3 separate regions of the Mus musculus genome follow, and regions 2 and 3 are each linked to region 1. A link is a loop called in an ENCODE intact Hi-C map of the cell type or tissue named here. Cell type or tissue: heart. All regions are shown on one strand. Region 1 overlaps Ncor2 (nuclear receptor co-repressor 2). Region 2 holds the start of Ncor2 (nuclear receptor co-repressor 2). Region 3 overlaps Ncor2 (nuclear receptor co-repressor 2).

Evidence for each region. A loop is a pair of places that touch in the nucleus more often than their neighbours do. Peaks named below come from ENCODE experiments on the same cell type or tissue, not always from the same donor. Only the 100,000 strongest peaks of a DNase experiment are listed, where the experiment ranks them.
Region 2: a loop joins it to region 1, with 2.5 times the contacts of the local background. A loop is called at or near these places in 11 of 42 quality-filtered maps.
Region 3: it touches region 1 in a loop (2.1-fold over the local background); 2 of 42 quality-filtered maps call a loop at or near these places.

The regions. Positions count from the first base shown.
Region 1 is chr5:125,104,844-125,109,843 of GRCm38, reverse strand. Ncor2 (nuclear receptor co-repressor 2) reads left to right here. Exons shown (of 47, transcript NM_011424.3): 6 at 3,532-3,645. Among named protein-coding and RNA genes, the nearest start is that of Ncor2, 72 kb to the left of the region's middle. In heart, a CTCF peak has its summit at 2,347 (motif pointing right); DNase peaks (open chromatin) are centred at 2,473 and 3,423.
Region 2 is chr5:125,175,403-125,180,402 of GRCm38, reverse strand. Ncor2 (nuclear receptor co-repressor 2) reads left to right here and starts at 1,189. Exons shown (of 47, transcript NM_011424.3): 1 at 1,189-1,406. In heart, CTCF peaks have their summits at 1,496 and 2,663; DNase peaks (open chromatin) are centred at 492, 1,162, 1,472, 2,482 and 6 weaker places; H3K4me3 peaks cover 3,701 bases; H3K27ac peaks cover 4,232 bases.
Region 3 is chr5:125,037,880-125,042,879 of GRCm38, reverse strand. Ncor2 (nuclear receptor co-repressor 2) reads left to right here. Exons shown (of 47, transcript NM_011424.3): 22 at 15-135; 23 at 916-1,084; 24 at 3,827-3,991; 25 at 4,883-5,000. Among named protein-coding and RNA genes, the nearest start is that of Rflna, 37 kb to the right of the region's middle. In heart, no CTCF peak of the experiment used is centred here; DNase peaks (open chromatin) are centred at 2,499, 3,319 and 3,563; H3K27ac peaks cover 868 bases.

The sequences.
Region 1 (5,000 bases):
GGAGCCACACAATTTCCTGGTGGTTGGTGTGTGTGTGTGTGTGTGTGTGTGTGTGTGTGTGTTTAATGTTTTGCTTCTGGAAGCCTCTGGGCCGGGCCCATCAGGCTCATATATCTGCACGGTCAACAGAGAGTCCTGAGCTTCAGGGGACCAAGGCTTCCCGGGAGAGGCACCATGAGCTGCCCAAGGCAGAGAAAGAGCCTTTGGTTGTTCTTGCATAAAAGCTGAATGGGGAGCCGGGAGCTGGGCACTGAGGGCTTCCAAGATGGTGGCCCAGAATCCCAGAGTGAGGCTGGGCCCTGGTGCGGTCAGATTGGCCGTGCCAGACCAGTGGAGCTCTCACATCTCCAGTCCTCCAGGCCTGGCTTGGGGGCTGGGCTGGAGCCACTGTTACATGCATGGATGTTGATCAAGTCTGGAGGCCAAGTGACTTGAGCTGCTGTTATTAGTTTTCTTTTTCTCCTTTTATTTTTTTCCTCTTAACCTAAATTTCTTTCTTGAATGTTATCTTAAAAAATAATTTATATATATATATATATATATATATATATATATATATATATATATACACACACACACACACACATACATATATATAAAAGTATAAAAATAAGATTATATAATAATATAAAAATAAATGAATGAGAGAGATGGTTCGGTGGTTAAGGACATGTATTGTTCTTACAGACTACCCAGGTTCAGTTCCCATCACCCACATCTGACAGCTTACAACTCCTTGTAACTCCACCTCCAGGGGACAGCCCTAACCTCATGTACATGCACATATGCAGATGTACACACATGTATGTGATGTAAATATGTTGTAATAATAAAAATATTTTTAAGAAAATAAAATATACTTGTTTGCCTGTGCGCATGTGGATACTCCCTTTGTAGGAGTTGGTTCTCTCCAGCTTTGTGCTTTGTCAGCCTGTGGTGGGTTAACGCCACCACCATTTTTTTTTTTTTTTAAAAAGACAGGGTTTCTCTTGTTTAGCCCTGGTTGTCCTAGAACTCACTCTTTAGACCAGGCTGGCTTTGAACTCAGAAATCTCTGCCTGCCTTTGCCTCCCAAGTGCTGGTACTAAAGGTGTGTGCCATCACTACCTGGCTCAGCACCCCCTTTTTTGGGAGGGGGAGTGGGGGAAGACAGGGTCTTTCAGGCCTTGGCTGGCCTGAACCTCACTAGCAGGCTGGCCTTGAACTCACAGAGATCCTCTTGCTTCTGACCTGTGAGTGCTGGGGTTAAAGGCATGTACCACCACCATGCCTGCCCGGCCCCTTTAAGTACATTTAGAAAGTTTGATATGTGTGTCTTGGGTGTGTACGTGTGTGTTCAGGTGCCTTAGAGGCCTGAAGAGGATTTCAGACATCCTGGAGGTGGAGTTACAGGTGGTTGTGAGTTGTCCAGCGTGGGCGCTGAGAACCGAACCCAGGGCCTTTGCAAGAGCAGTCCGTACACACTCATAACCACTGACCTGTGTCTCTCCACACGCTCCTCATTCCTACAAAACTAGAATTCCCAAGTGTAAATGAATCATTTTAAAGTCTGCAGTTCACTGGCAGTAGACCGAATCATACGGCTTCCACTTCCTCCGCCTGTCCCGACAGACGCAGAGCTATTTAGCGATGCCCCATCTCCTAGCCCAGAGTCACCCCTGTGACAGTCTGTGGAGCTGCTTTCTGGACACCTCACGTACATGGACTCACATCCATTTGCCTTTCGTGTCTCTGCCTTGTGTGCTCAGCATAAGGAACTTTTAGGGTTCACAGGGCATAGTCGAATCTCTTCATGGAGAAGTGGTATTCGACCATGTGGCTGTGGTATGCTTTCTTGTGTGCTTGAGTGACTGTCCCTGGTTCTCCCGCCCCTCACCCTCTCTGCTCATGAGGGCTGCTGCTCTTCCAGGTTCTCACCAGTGCTGTTTCCAGACTGTAGTGGCTTGGGGCTCATCGCTGACTGTGTAGCGTGCGGTTGAGGGTTGTGTGAAGCCGGGCTCCTTACAGCTCTGTGCTCACCAGGACTGTTGTGCAGTGTGGTTTTGGATCTTCCAGTCACCGTTATGGGAGTGTGGGTGACTGCCAGGTCACACTGAGGAAGATGCTGAGGGTCAGAGAGGCGCAGTGACTCTAGAACCCTGGGCGATGGAATGAAAGTCTGACTTCAGGCTGAGAGGTGTGCTGTCTGGTCAGGGCTGTAGCCAAGACATTGGTCTTCACCCTTTCACCTTCTCTACTCCTTAGACTTCCTGGTTTTTTGTCTTTATTTATTTATTTTTTGGGCTGATCTGTGAGAGCTGCCACCAGGGGTCACTGCAGGACCAAGGCAGCTTGGCTCTTCTGGCCTCAGTGCTGATTGTTCCTGCCTCATCATCTCCTTGTTTCCCGGGCCATAAAACTCTGTTCCTGTGTGACCGAACATGCTCGCTGAATGCACATAGTAAGCAGAGTGGACCGTGCGCTGATCGCACTCATGGCGCCCTCTGTAGGTCACATTAGGCATTGGCTTCCCGTGGAGTCTTGAATTCTTTGCTCTTGGCTCCTGACTTTGGAGTAGAGCGGACAGCAGCAGCAGGAAGGGATGCCAGATAGGAGATGGATGAGGGGTCCAGTGTGAAGACACAGGCATGTGCTGCTGTTGATGATGATGATGCTAGTGATGTTGGTGATGGTGAAAGTTGAGATGGTAAAATGGATGTGATGGATGGTGATGGTGATAGTGATGGGTACGAGGGTGGTGGTGGTACTGCTGCTGCTGCTGGTGTTTGTTAGGATGGTGATAGATGCAATGGTAATGGAGGTAGTGGTGGTAGTGGTCATTGGTGATGAGCGGGGGTGGGGGTGTTTTAATGATGATGCTAATATTAATGGTGGTAATGATGTTGATGGTCAGTGATGGTGGTGGTAGGATGGTGATGGTGGTGTTCATGATGGTGGTGTTCATGATAGTAATGAAGGTGATAGCGGCAGCGATGGGTGGTGGCGATGATGGTGGTGATGATCTGATGGTAGCGATTGGGTGCTGCTGCTGATTGCGGTAATGGTGATGGTGGTAATGGTTGTGGCTGTGGTAATGGTGGCAATGATGGTGTTGATCATGGTGATGGTGAAGATGATTGTGATTCTGATGCTGGTGGAAAGCTTTGTCTGTCACCAGTCTTTCTTCCTTTCTGCCTCTCCCAGCCCTCTCCATGTAGCTCCTGGTTTAGTCCTTAGAAGATTAGGGACTCTTTGTTTCCAGGGAAAGGAGTAGGAAGTTCAGAGACACTGAGTAACTTCTCAACAGGCTGTGTGGGTGTACGGGGCAGAAGTGTAGTGCTCCTGGTTGAGGCCTTCACTCTGTGCCTGTGGCCTCTCTTGGAGCCTGGAGGCTCAGCCACCAGGGATCCCTGCCAAGCAGGGCACCGAGTCTCTGGGTGACTCATAGGAAATGGCGATCAGCCTGACTTCCTGTGTGTGGCTACGGGCAAGTGGGGGGAACAGTGCCTCAGCTTCCGGCCTTCACCGCTCATGTTCTCCCCTTTCCCGCAGCAACAGTTGGAGGAGGAGGCCGCCAAGCCGCCCGAACCCGAGAAGCCTGTGTCGCCACCACCCATAGAATCAAAGCACCGAAGCCTGGTCCAGATCATCTACGATGAGAACCGGGTACGGCCCACAGGAGCAAGTCATTGAACCATGAGTTCCCTATCACCGTGGAGGCTGGCGAGCGGGTGGGGAGGGTGGACCATGGGCCATGCATAGCGTTGGCATTGGCCTCAGGCTGGAGGAGAGCGAGGGGGCCTGCCGGCCACTGAGATGCACTGTCACCTCATATCTGCCTAGCGGATCCAGTGACACGCTTGGTGATATCACTATTAATACTGGCAGGTGGCTGCCTGGCTGGTCCTAGGAAGGTGTGCATCGTAGGCGTTTCCATCTCACACCTGGAGAGACAGACCCAGAGATGGGGAGTGCTCAGAGTCACGCAGCCACGGTGCAGGAACTGTGGGATTTGAACTGGGCTCGTGAGCTGCAGGCAGGGCCTGATTTTTGGAGCTTTGGGCTTTTGAGCTTTTGACTGCCTGGATTCTCTGCGAGTGAGAAACCAAAGCCCAGAGAGGAATGTGGGCCAGACAAGTCTTGTGCCTCAGGTTCCATAGCTTAGGATGTAAGTAGGTGTTCTTTATTGCTTAGGGAAGATACTGGGGCTCAGAGAGGGCAGGAGACCTGCGTGAGATTGCACAGCAGGTTAGATTTGGGGCTGGGACTCAGAAGCAAGATTGAACTTGCTTGACGGTGGCGGAGATGGTCAGAGGAGTGTGGCTCTCTAGCCACATTGGACATTTGTTCCCAAGGCTGCCTTTATCTTGCTCTTTGTTCTGCTGTCCCTCTTTAAGGGAGGTCCCTCTGCTCTTTCTCTCTACTCTGATGTCCCCCTGTCCCCGGCCTTGTGCTAGCTAAGGCCTGTATCACAGCCTTAGGAGGAGGGCCTGGAGATGTGTCACACACCCATGCTTGTTCCTCTGCCTTCACGGAGCCTGGAGCAGGCTCCCCAGCTTTCCCCGAGGAACAACAGCAGAGCCTAGCATTCCCTGCGATCAATAGGATTACATTTTAATCCCCCTTCCTTCCTAGGAAGAGGCAGGACAGGCTCTTGCCTCCAGTGTTCCTGTGGTCAGGCAGCCCAAGGCCTCGTGCATCTGGAACACATCTGTCCTCAAGACCAACGAGTGGCTTTTCCACCTCCCGGGGCTTCTGTGGGCATCACAGTTGCAGGCGGGTGCAGCAGCTGGAGGAGGGGCATGCCACAGTCAGGGAGGAAAGTGGGGACTAGCATGGGCAAGAGGGGGACTGGGTGGTGGGAGGGGCCACAGCTTTGATCTTCAGAGCATGCTCTGCCTGTCACACCTTGTCACAGACATGGCTGTGTGTGTATGTGTGACAAGTAGAGGGGTGGAGTGGACCCATAGGTCACCACACATTTATAGGCCGTACACTTAGGTCTGCTTAGCACGTGTAGC
Region 2 (5,000 bases), 71 kb before region 1:
GCAGGCTGGAGAGAGAGGCTAGCCTTGTCTCTTCCCTCCCGTAGGACTATCTAGCCGGCCTTCTGCAGGTCTGGTTTTGAGCCCTCACATTGCCAGCCGGGCAGCCGAAGAGTGGGTGCAACGCCATGGGTGTGTGCCCCTGACCTCTGACTCCAGTTCCAAAGGGCACCCGCCCCCTCGTACACTTCCTTTTTTTTTTTTTTTTTCCCACTCTTGGACTCGGTTCCCCCTCCACTATCTGCCCCACACCCGGACTCAAAAGCTCAGGGGTGGGGAGAGGGAACCGGCGGCATGGGTGCAGGAACCCCAGTACCCCTGAGGAAGAGGCCCTTGCCCTGGCAACCGCACTCCCGCCGCAGCCATACCGCCCCCCCTCCCTAGGGGTTCTCTTGTTGGCAGAACCGAATCTGCTGAGACTTCACTCCAAAAAAGGAAAGTTAAATTAAAAAAAAAAATCAAACTCTCCAACGCGTCTAGGGAAAGCAGAAGAGGAGGGAGGCGGCGGCTGCAGGGCTGGGTTCCCTTGCTTGGCTGCTGTTAAAGATCTAAGGCAGAGAGGGCCCACTATGGGGCATGTGAATGAGCTCTACTGCTAGTGGGCAAGCTCCTACTGGGGTTGAGTGGTCCTGATTGGGTGTCCAAGACTGGACCATGGGCTCAGAACGTAGCCTAGGCACGTGTCCTGGAAAATTCCCTATGGCTGTTCATTTTAGATATCAGGGGGCCCGGGTGACAGGGCTGCGTAGCGCGACTCGCGTGGGCCTCTCCAGGATCTCATATTGCAGTCCCTGAACCAGCTCGTCATTGGTTGTGGTCCGCAGAGCCTTTCCCCAATCTCCCAGGCGAGGCCCAGCGCGTCGCTGAGCATCTGCGTGCGACTCTGAGGGCTCCGTGGGTGGCCCTCCCGGGGCGTCGTCTCCGCATCCCCTGGACACTCCTGAGTTATAATTTAATAGCTGAAACGCGATTCCCGTGAAGTCTCTGGGGTTCGCGGAGGAGGAGGGGGCGAGGAGGTATTTGCTCCGCCTTCTTCGGGCAAAAAAAAAAAAAAAAAAAAAAAAAAAAACGCAGCTCGGGGTGCGCGCACGGCGGCGGGGTGCGTAGGCCTGGAAGGCGTGCATGCGGGCCCTTTAAGGCGGCAGGGGCGGGCTTCCACAAGGCCCCGCCCCTCGCCCCGCCCCTCGCCGCCAGGAGCGGAGCCGCGGGCAGCGCAGGCCGGGCCGCATCCCCGTCCCCGCGCCAGCCGCCCGCGCCCGCCATGCGCGCCCCGCAGCGGCCCGCGCGTCCGGGCCCCGCGTCGTAGCGCGGCGGGCGGAGACCGCAGGCTCTCAGCCCGGACCCGCCGCATCCTCGAGCCCGATCGGCGCCGTAGCCCGGCGCCAGCGCCCGGTGCCGCCGCCGGCGAGGTGAGTCGGGCCGAGTGCGCGGAGGGCGGCGGGGAGCGGGTGGCTTCCGGGCCGGGGCGGCGCACGCGGCGGAGTTGGCGCCCCCGAGGGGACGGGCGGCGCGGCAGGGAGCGCGCGGGGGCGCGGGAACTTCGGGAACTCTCGGGACCTTGCAGGGCGGTGCAGGCCGCGACCCTGGCACCCGGGACCCTGAAGGATGGAACAGGCCAAGACTTAGGGACCTGCGGGGTGGAGCAGGCCGAGAATCGGGGACCTTGCGGGATGGAACAGGCCGAGAACCGGGGACCCTCCAGGCCAGGAACCGGGTACCTCCTGGGTGGCGCAGCCTGAAGACCTGGGGACCATGTAGGGTGGCACAACCTGAGGACTGGTAGCCCTGCAGGGAATCACAGGCCGGGACCAGGGATCCTCTGGGATAAAGTAGCCCCGGACCTGGAGACTCTTTAGGGTGGTAGAAGCCAGGACCCGGGGACCTTCTGAGATGGCACGAGCTAAGACCCGGGAACCCTGCAGGGAGATTCAGGTCAGGACCCGAGAGCTCTGCTTGCAGTTTAGGCCAGGACCCGGCTACCCTGTGGTATGTTTTGAAGGCCAGGCCCCGGGGATCTTGCAGCAGGGTGGCGCAGCCTGAGGATTGACTGATGTACTCTTGTTTTGGAGAGGGCCAGGACTCATGGACCCTCTGTTGTGGCGCAGCCTGAGAACCGGGATTCTCAGGGGTGGGTGGCGCAGCTCTAGGACTTGGGACCCCCTCCCGGCCGCTTCCCCCGGCGACTCTGGGGTGGCACAGGCCAGGATCTGAGACCCTCGGGGGTGGCGCATTCTGGGGACCCAAGGACCCCGTGGGCGGCCGCGCCCCCCCTCCGGTGACGCGGCGCCGCCTCCTGTACCCTCCCCCTGGCCGTGCGGATACTTCGGATGCCACTAGTTTGGGAAGTTGCAGATCCGAGCCTAGCGGGGCAGCCGGGAGCCCCAGCACCCCCAGACGCGCGTGGGAAGCGGCCTCCCCTCCCGACCTTGAGGGAGGAGAGCCGGGCGGGCGTCCAGACAGGCGGTCCCTCGGGCCTCTAGAGCTGGAGGCGCCCAGCAGCGGCGGCTGAATAATCTTTACATTGTAGCTTTATTCGCACAGCTAGGTCCATCCGGCGGCGTGCGCGCGCGCCCTCCCCGAGAGTCTGGTGCAGGCAGCGGGGGCGGATCCGTTCGTTCTCAGCCTCCTCCCTTCCTCTCCTTCTCCTCCCCCCTGTTGGTGAGAACTGGTTTTATTACGATTACGGCTTTTTTTCCTCCCTCTTTGCAGATTTTGTGGAGGGATGTGTGAGAGGGGAGGTAGGAGTGGAAGGCATAGGATCCCTGGGGGGGCCCTGTGGGCAGTGTTAGGGTGGCCTTGGCTTTGCCCTTTTGATTCCAGCGCTGGTCCCTGCGGCTGCTTTGATGAAAGGGGCTCTGAGGCCAGGCGCGTGTAGGGGGTGCATCTCAGGCCACTGCTGGGGACTTCGTGGGTGGCCTCTTTTTCTTTTTTAATTGTAGAGGAGGGGGCAGAATAGTCAAGGAGGCGAGGTGGCTAGAGGCCTAAGCGTTCTGGTTGGTTCTGTAGCTCAGCTCCTGGGTTCGAATCTTGGGTGGCTGACTGATGGGGAGTTGGGGTGGGGGGGCAGATGACTTCACCTGCCTGTGGTTATGGGCTTCTTTTCTGCAGAGTGAGGGTGAAAACAGTTCCCTGGTCTGGGGCGCTTCTGAGAACCAAGTCTGTGCAGAGGGTCCTTGGATAGGTTACTATGACTACTGTTATTTCCGGATTCTCATCCTTGCTCTGTCGTCGTATTGGGGAAACCCACGAGAGTGAGTGTCTGCTCCACCTTTGGGAGCAGGGAGGGTCTGATGGAGGAGGCAGGATGGAGAAGGGCCAGGCCTCAGCCCATTGAGCACAGGCAAACACGGAGTTGGCAGCCAGCTGAGCTGCAGTGAGTGGTGGAGGGGGTGGTGAGGGCATTTCGGGTACTGCCTAGCTTCCCTGCACTCCATGTCCCTGTTCGGAAATTTACCGCTGTTTCTTTGGGGCGCCAGGGGAGCCTGCGGTGTTCGAGTCCAGACGTGGGGGTGGGAGTGAGTGGCCAGACCTAGCCTCTTCCCACGGAGCTATTTACGCTTGCCCAGGAATCGATACTATTGATAAACTCATGTCGGTGGTAATGTGGCTGTCAGGCCCGGGTGAGGGATGGAGACCCCCTCCTGGGGCTGTGCTCCCCCCCCCCCCCATGAGGGTTCATGGCTTAATCCTTTCTTTTCTCCTAGTGAATACTTGGGCTACCTCCCAAAGGTTTTCCAGCTCTGCAAACAGGAACCGAGCTGCAATACAGCTGGATCTAGAATTGTTCTGGGCCAGCAGGTGCTTGCCACTCTACAGCCCCCCCTCTCCACAGGGACCCGGGATTCCTGGCTGGAAATGTTTCTGGCTGGGTCCCACCCCAAACTGGTGTTGGGGAACGACCCCTGTGTTAACCGCTGAAGATGGGGGTGGCACCTCCTCACCACCCAGTTAAAAGGGGAGATTGATCCAGTGGGAGATTCACACAGGCTGATCACCAGGGGCTGGCTCGATTTTTTTTTTCTTTTTCCTCTTGTCTGAGGTTCCCCCCCCCCCCCCCCCCCGTCTGTCTGTCTGTCTCTCTCTCTCTGTTCTGTATCCGTTCATGTCTCCGATACCATATAGCAGCCTCCCTAGGTGATACCTCAGGGACAGTTTCCTGCAAGGGTGGCAGCTTTCTGGAGCTAGTGATTCCCACTTAAGGTGCCCAGGGGATGGATGAGTGTGTGTGTGTGTGTGTGTGTGTGGTAGGCAGGCAGGCAGGCAGGCAGTTAGCTGTCTGGGGAAGGCAGAGCTACACAAAGCCAAGTGGAGTGGGTGGCTTAGAAGACCCACCTCTTTAGGGAGGAAGAGAAGCTTGGGAAGGGTCAGGTGAGCATCCTTAGGGGAGGCTGATGGATGGGAAATCCACTTTATGGCACGCCAGGTGAATCCTGTTCTCGGAGTTGGCGGATCTGCATCTGCACTGCAGTAGCAAAACGGTGACATCCAGGAAAAACAAAAAACAAAAAAACCCAAAAAAATGCTGACTATGTGCTATCATTCAGAAAGCACTTACTGTGTGTGTGCCGACCTCAGAAAGCATTCAACTGTGTGTGTGTGTGTGCCAGCATTCAGAAAGTGCCTTTGTCTGTGCACCGAGCATCTACTGGTCTGTTCTGAGGTGGGCTATGGGGAAGTGACTGTCCTATTTTATAGAAGGTGTCACAGGGGCCCTGGGAGGTTTTGGTGACTGGCCTTGGAAGCTGGGGCAAACGCCTGGGTTGTTTCGCGGATCACACAGCACGACAGCCTTGGCTGCAAGGAAGGGATCAGGAACTGACCTTCCTCTTGGGGTTGGCACCTGCCCATCTTTGCAGGGCTGTGGGGGAGGGCAGCTCAGAGACTGGGAACTTGTTCTCCCAGGGTTTGGAGAGGGGGTGGTGCCAGCGGCAGGCTGGCATTTCTTTGAAGTCTCATTTTATCTCAAAACACTCATGCAAATTTTTGGCATCTGCCTTGGCGAC
Region 3 (5,000 bases), 67 kb after region 1:
TTGTCCCTCCCCAGGCTGCTGTCACCAAGGCCCAGCCTCCTCACCCCGGCTGGAGATCCCCGGGCCAGTACCTCGCCCCAGAAGCCGCTGGACCTGAAGCAGCTGAAGCAGCGAGCAGCCGCCATCCCCCCTATCGTGAGTGAGCCCTGAATCCGAGCAGCCCACCTTGAACTTCTATTCTCCTCTGTGCTCAGCATTGCTGGTTGGAGCTTTGCCTGTGGAGGGAGGCTCTTCCCCAGGCTAGCGGCTCCCAGAGATGGAGATGTGTACACAGGACTGGATAGGCAGTCCTGGGAGGAGTTGGGAGATCGGGAAGGCTGGGCTGAGCAGCTGCTCTCCAGAGGTTCCCCCATGCTTCAGACCAGGCAGCTGTGGCCAGCAAGCCCCCAGACCCAAGGACACCTCAGCCAACTAATGTCCAGGTCCTTTCAGGTCTGTCTTTGGGGCCTTTGGGAGCTCGCCATTGTCTAAAGACACTTGGCTGGTTTTAGTCCCCTCAGCCATTTCATTTGAAGATTTAGGTTTTGCCTTTCCATTGAAGGCAGCGAACAGTTCATGGGGGTCCAAACTGGCCTGTCTGTCAGGCTTAAGTGTTGGACATGTGTCTGGCTTCACTTCTAGCTCCCCAAAGCCCACATAGCTGCTACTTCTTACTCCTGATGTGGGGTGTGCTGGGTGGCATAGGGGATCCTAGCACCTGCCTGGATCTGGGTGTAGGAAACGGGCCCTTCCTTGGCAATGATGACCCCCTCCCTATGTCTGATGTTAAGGCTCTGCCTCCACATGGGGGCTTTAAATGGGGTGTGGCTGCCTTTTTATACTTGGCTTTTGTACGGGCCACACGGCCACTCCCCACCCTGTCAACCTCTGACATGGGGCCAGGATGTTCATGCCCGCCCCCATGCCCCCCAGCAGGTCACCAAGGTCCATGAGCCCCCCCGGGAGGACACAGTACCCCCAAAGCCAGTTCCCCCTGTGCCTCCACCCACGCAGCACCTACAGCCAGAGGGTGACGTGTCTCAGCAGTCGGGAGGAAGTCCACGTGGCAAGTCCCGCAGCCCAGTGCCTCCTGCCGAGAAAGAGGGTGAGTGTTGGGCACAGGGATGCAGTGGGAGTGAGAGGCAGCCCTCTTCTCTGTTGGGGTTCCTTGGCAATATGGGCCAGGCTGGGAGGATACATTGTTACGGCAGCAGATGACAGGGCTCAACCACAGCTGCAGAAGCGCCTCCAGCTGGGGGGCTTCTTGAGAAACCAGAGGCAATCTAGTGTTGGGGTGTGGTATGAGTGTGTGTGTGTGTGTGTGTGTGTGTATGCGCGCGCGCGCGTGCAAACATACACGTAGCCAGCTTCTCCTGTGTGAATCAGGTCCCATGTGATCTTTGGGTTCCCTGAGGGTGCAGTGCAGTCCACTGTCTTAGAACAACAGCAGGACTGACCTGAGCTGCCCGGGCTAGCCTTTCCCTGGCTAAAGCATGGCCTGCCCACTGTCGACACCCCTTCATCGGCAGCCCAGAGCCTCCTGTGCAGGTAGTGGGCAGCACCTGCCAGGGCCCCGTGGTATTTGCACATCAGTGCTTCTGAGCGCTAGGGTTGTCAGAGAGAGATAAAGCACTCACAACTCCAGTTACATCTTACTCTTAACTTAGTGGGAAACAAGTGGGGCGGGGCGGGTGTAGGGCAGGCACAAGTGGGCTGTGTGTCCGACAAGGATCTGGTGAGGAGAGGAGGTGATGGGGAAAGGCCCTTCACGGACTGGGAGTGGGGGAGGAGGTCAAAGAGGGAAATGGGGAGGAAATTGTGTAGCTAAGGAGGATAGTAGCTTTGAGTGACAGTTTGCTTTGGGAGGGGCATGTCATCAGATTAGCGTCTTGGGGGAAAAAAAATCAGTGTCTGATTCTTGTTGAGAAAGGGCAGAAGGGAGTAGGGCAGGGGTGGGAGGCGGGCTGAGGTGCTCCTCCCAACAGCTCTAGGGCAGCCTGAACTTGACAGGTGGCCTTGGAAGTGGGAGGAAGGGGAGGCTTGAGTTTGTTCCTGAGGCCAAGCCAGTGGGACATAGGGACATAGCGATGACCCCTGGAGCATGAGGGCAGGGGTGTCTTGTTGGAGCTGGGTTTGGTGCATACTACAGTAAGGGTGGGCTTTAAGGGGCCAGGTATATAGAACACAGTGTGCTGTGAGAAGCCACCCGGACTCAAGATGACAGCCTGGGATGACAGTTAGGGAAGGGGAAAGGCGCTGGTCTGGCTCTGGCCAGGCAGCTGTGGCTGAGCAGGGCTGGAGCCACCCAGGGCCAGCCAGGTCTTGCTGGGTTGGGCCCTAGGCCCCAGTCCCTGGGAAAAGAGCCAGCAGTCAGTGGTCCCTGAGGCTGGTTCTGGGCCCATCCTTGTGGCCAGTGCTACGTTGTTTCCTAGACTCCTCCCTGGGGAACATTGCACCTGGCGGCAGGCTCTGTCTCTCACGTGGTCTGGCCACAGTTCTGCTCCCCAGGGGACACATGAACCCAGCATGCAGGAAGCCAGCCTTCTCTGTCCTGGCTCCAACAGGGAGCTTCCAGGCCAGGCAGGTCCCTTGGGATCCCCAGGCCCGGCTGGAGGAACAGGTTGTCTGTCCTGGCTCTCAGCCACCTGCCTGCATTGGCTGAGTCTGACCCCATTTCCTTCCAGCCTGAGACTTCCTCTCTGTCCCTAGTTCTCCAGAGCCAAGCTGGATGGGGCAGCCAAGGTATACACTGGGCCACCGCACCAGGTGTTTGAACTTCCTGGTTCAGAGCAAGCCCTGTAGGTTGAGAACGTGAATACCACTCAGGTTACTTTGGTGGGTCACCACCTCTCCGGGGCATGAGTTTAGGGGGAGTTTGGTCTCCCGTAAAGGAGAGATGTGGAGTGTACCACTTGGGCCTCTGCTGGGGCTCCAGCTTTCCTGGAGGACAGCCTAGGACTGTATGGAGGTGATCCGGGAAACCCTTAGCTGTCAGTTTCTGTTCCAAGGTCAGGGCCAGTATCATTCAGGGTTGTGATTCCCCAGCCAAGGCTTGCAGCTCAGAACAGATGGCAGCTAAAGCCAGAGCTTGTGAAGCCTCAGTGAGTGCTGGCCTGTCTCTGGGTGTTCAACACCTGAAAGTCACAGGGGACCTGAGCCTTGTGGCACAGCCATGGGCACAGGCCATGGGCTGGAGCCAGCTGCCTGCGTTCTCAGGTCTCCCCTGCACTCAGCAGCTGGGGCCTCAGTCTTCCCATCTGGAGGGTGAAGGAACAGACTGGCTGTGACATCCGAAACAGTGCTACCTTTTGCTGTTGTTTGTGGCCACATGGGCTCCAATCCAGACATGGCCATATTTGGCAGGTGACCGAAGAGACCTGATCAAACGGGTCTGGTCACTGTCCTCAGTGTACCTTACAGGCTCATCAAGGCCCGGCTGGAGCTCAGCCTAGTGACCAGTATAGTAGATGGTTAGCGCACAGACTGCCTCTGCCCCATGCTCATCTAGAATGACTGCTATAACCACATCCATTGGCAGAACGTGCAGCCAGGGAGGGCAGCAAGCCTGACCCAGCACTCTTGGTCCTATACATCCAGTTGGTGGCATTCTGCGGGGAACCGTGAAGCAAAGATCAGCCCTCTGACACATGGCCCCTGTGGTGCCTGTCCCTGTGGTCTGGCCATGAGCCAGTCCACTACCAAGCAGGTAGCATGGGAACGTAGCAGCACACCTCCACTGACCTGTCCCAGCACCCCTCTTGTCAGGGTCCTGTCACAGCTTGCCAGTGGTGTTTGAGGGTATGGAGATGGCAGAGCCCTCCCTGACTGCCCACCTTAACTCTTTCAGCAGAGAAACCCGCATTCTTTCCGGCTTTCCCAACTGAGGGCCCAAAGCTACCGACTGAGCCCCCACGCTGGTCATCGGGCCTGCCCTTCCCCATCCCTCCACGGGAGGTGATCAAGACTTCCCCACACGCCGCTGACCCCTCTGCCTTCTCCTACACACCCCCCGGTGAGTGGGCAGCGCACCAGTTAGGTCTGTGCAGTCGGTGGGCAGCCAACTCTTTCAGTGTCGCAGGGCTGCATGGTGCCGATCGGATGAGACCTTGGCTGAAGGTGTGACCTGCTCACTCCTGTGAAGCTGGGCACCTTCTGAGACTCGGGAAAGCTTCCGCACTACCTGCACGGCCATAGGCAGCCTTGGGAGGAACTTGAGCTGGAAAGGGGAGGCCAGCGTGGGAGGTATTTTCCACCAGTGACTAAGAGGATGGTCATTAGAGGGAGCAGTGGGCAGTCTTGATTGACAGATAGTGTGAGAGACTGTTTGGGGGGAAGCCACCTAGGTTTTCTATTCTTGATGGTCCTTACCACCACTAAAAGTAATCCAGCCAGGGGCCAGTGATAACCAGCATCAGCAGTGGCTGGCCCAGGTAGAGCTGACCCATGGGACAAGTGTACTGAGGGAGCTTGGAGAACAGGGAAAGGCATGCCAGGCAGAAGGAACAGCATAGCATGTGCAAAGGGCCAGAAGCACTCTCGAGTCGGGACACTTGAGGCACCCGAGCATGCTGTCACAGCATAACATTTCCACCCAGCAAGCCCAGGGATCCCCAGTCACATGTCACTGGAATCCAGGCCGGAGGTGACTCTCCTGAAGGCATAGGGAGGGGATAGCGTGCTGACTCTGGGAAAGGTCCCTTTGGCCCCTGTGAGGAGAACAGGATCTAGGGAGGGAGTGGAAATCGGGGTGCTGGCTTAGAGGCTTGGGTGTGGATCGGGGGTGGGGGTGGTGACGGTGCAGCTTCAGAGAATCCAGGACTGTGGGGTTCCCGTGGAGTGCTCAAGCCACTGAAGCAGAGACATGTGGAGGAGCCTCCAAGAGACACTTCATATTTCCTTGCAGGTCACCCGCTGCCTCTGGGCCTCCACGATAGTGCCCGGCCCGTCCTGCCACGTCCCCCCATCTCTAACCCCCCACCCCTCATCTCCTCTGCCAAGCATCCCGGCGTACTTGAGAGGCA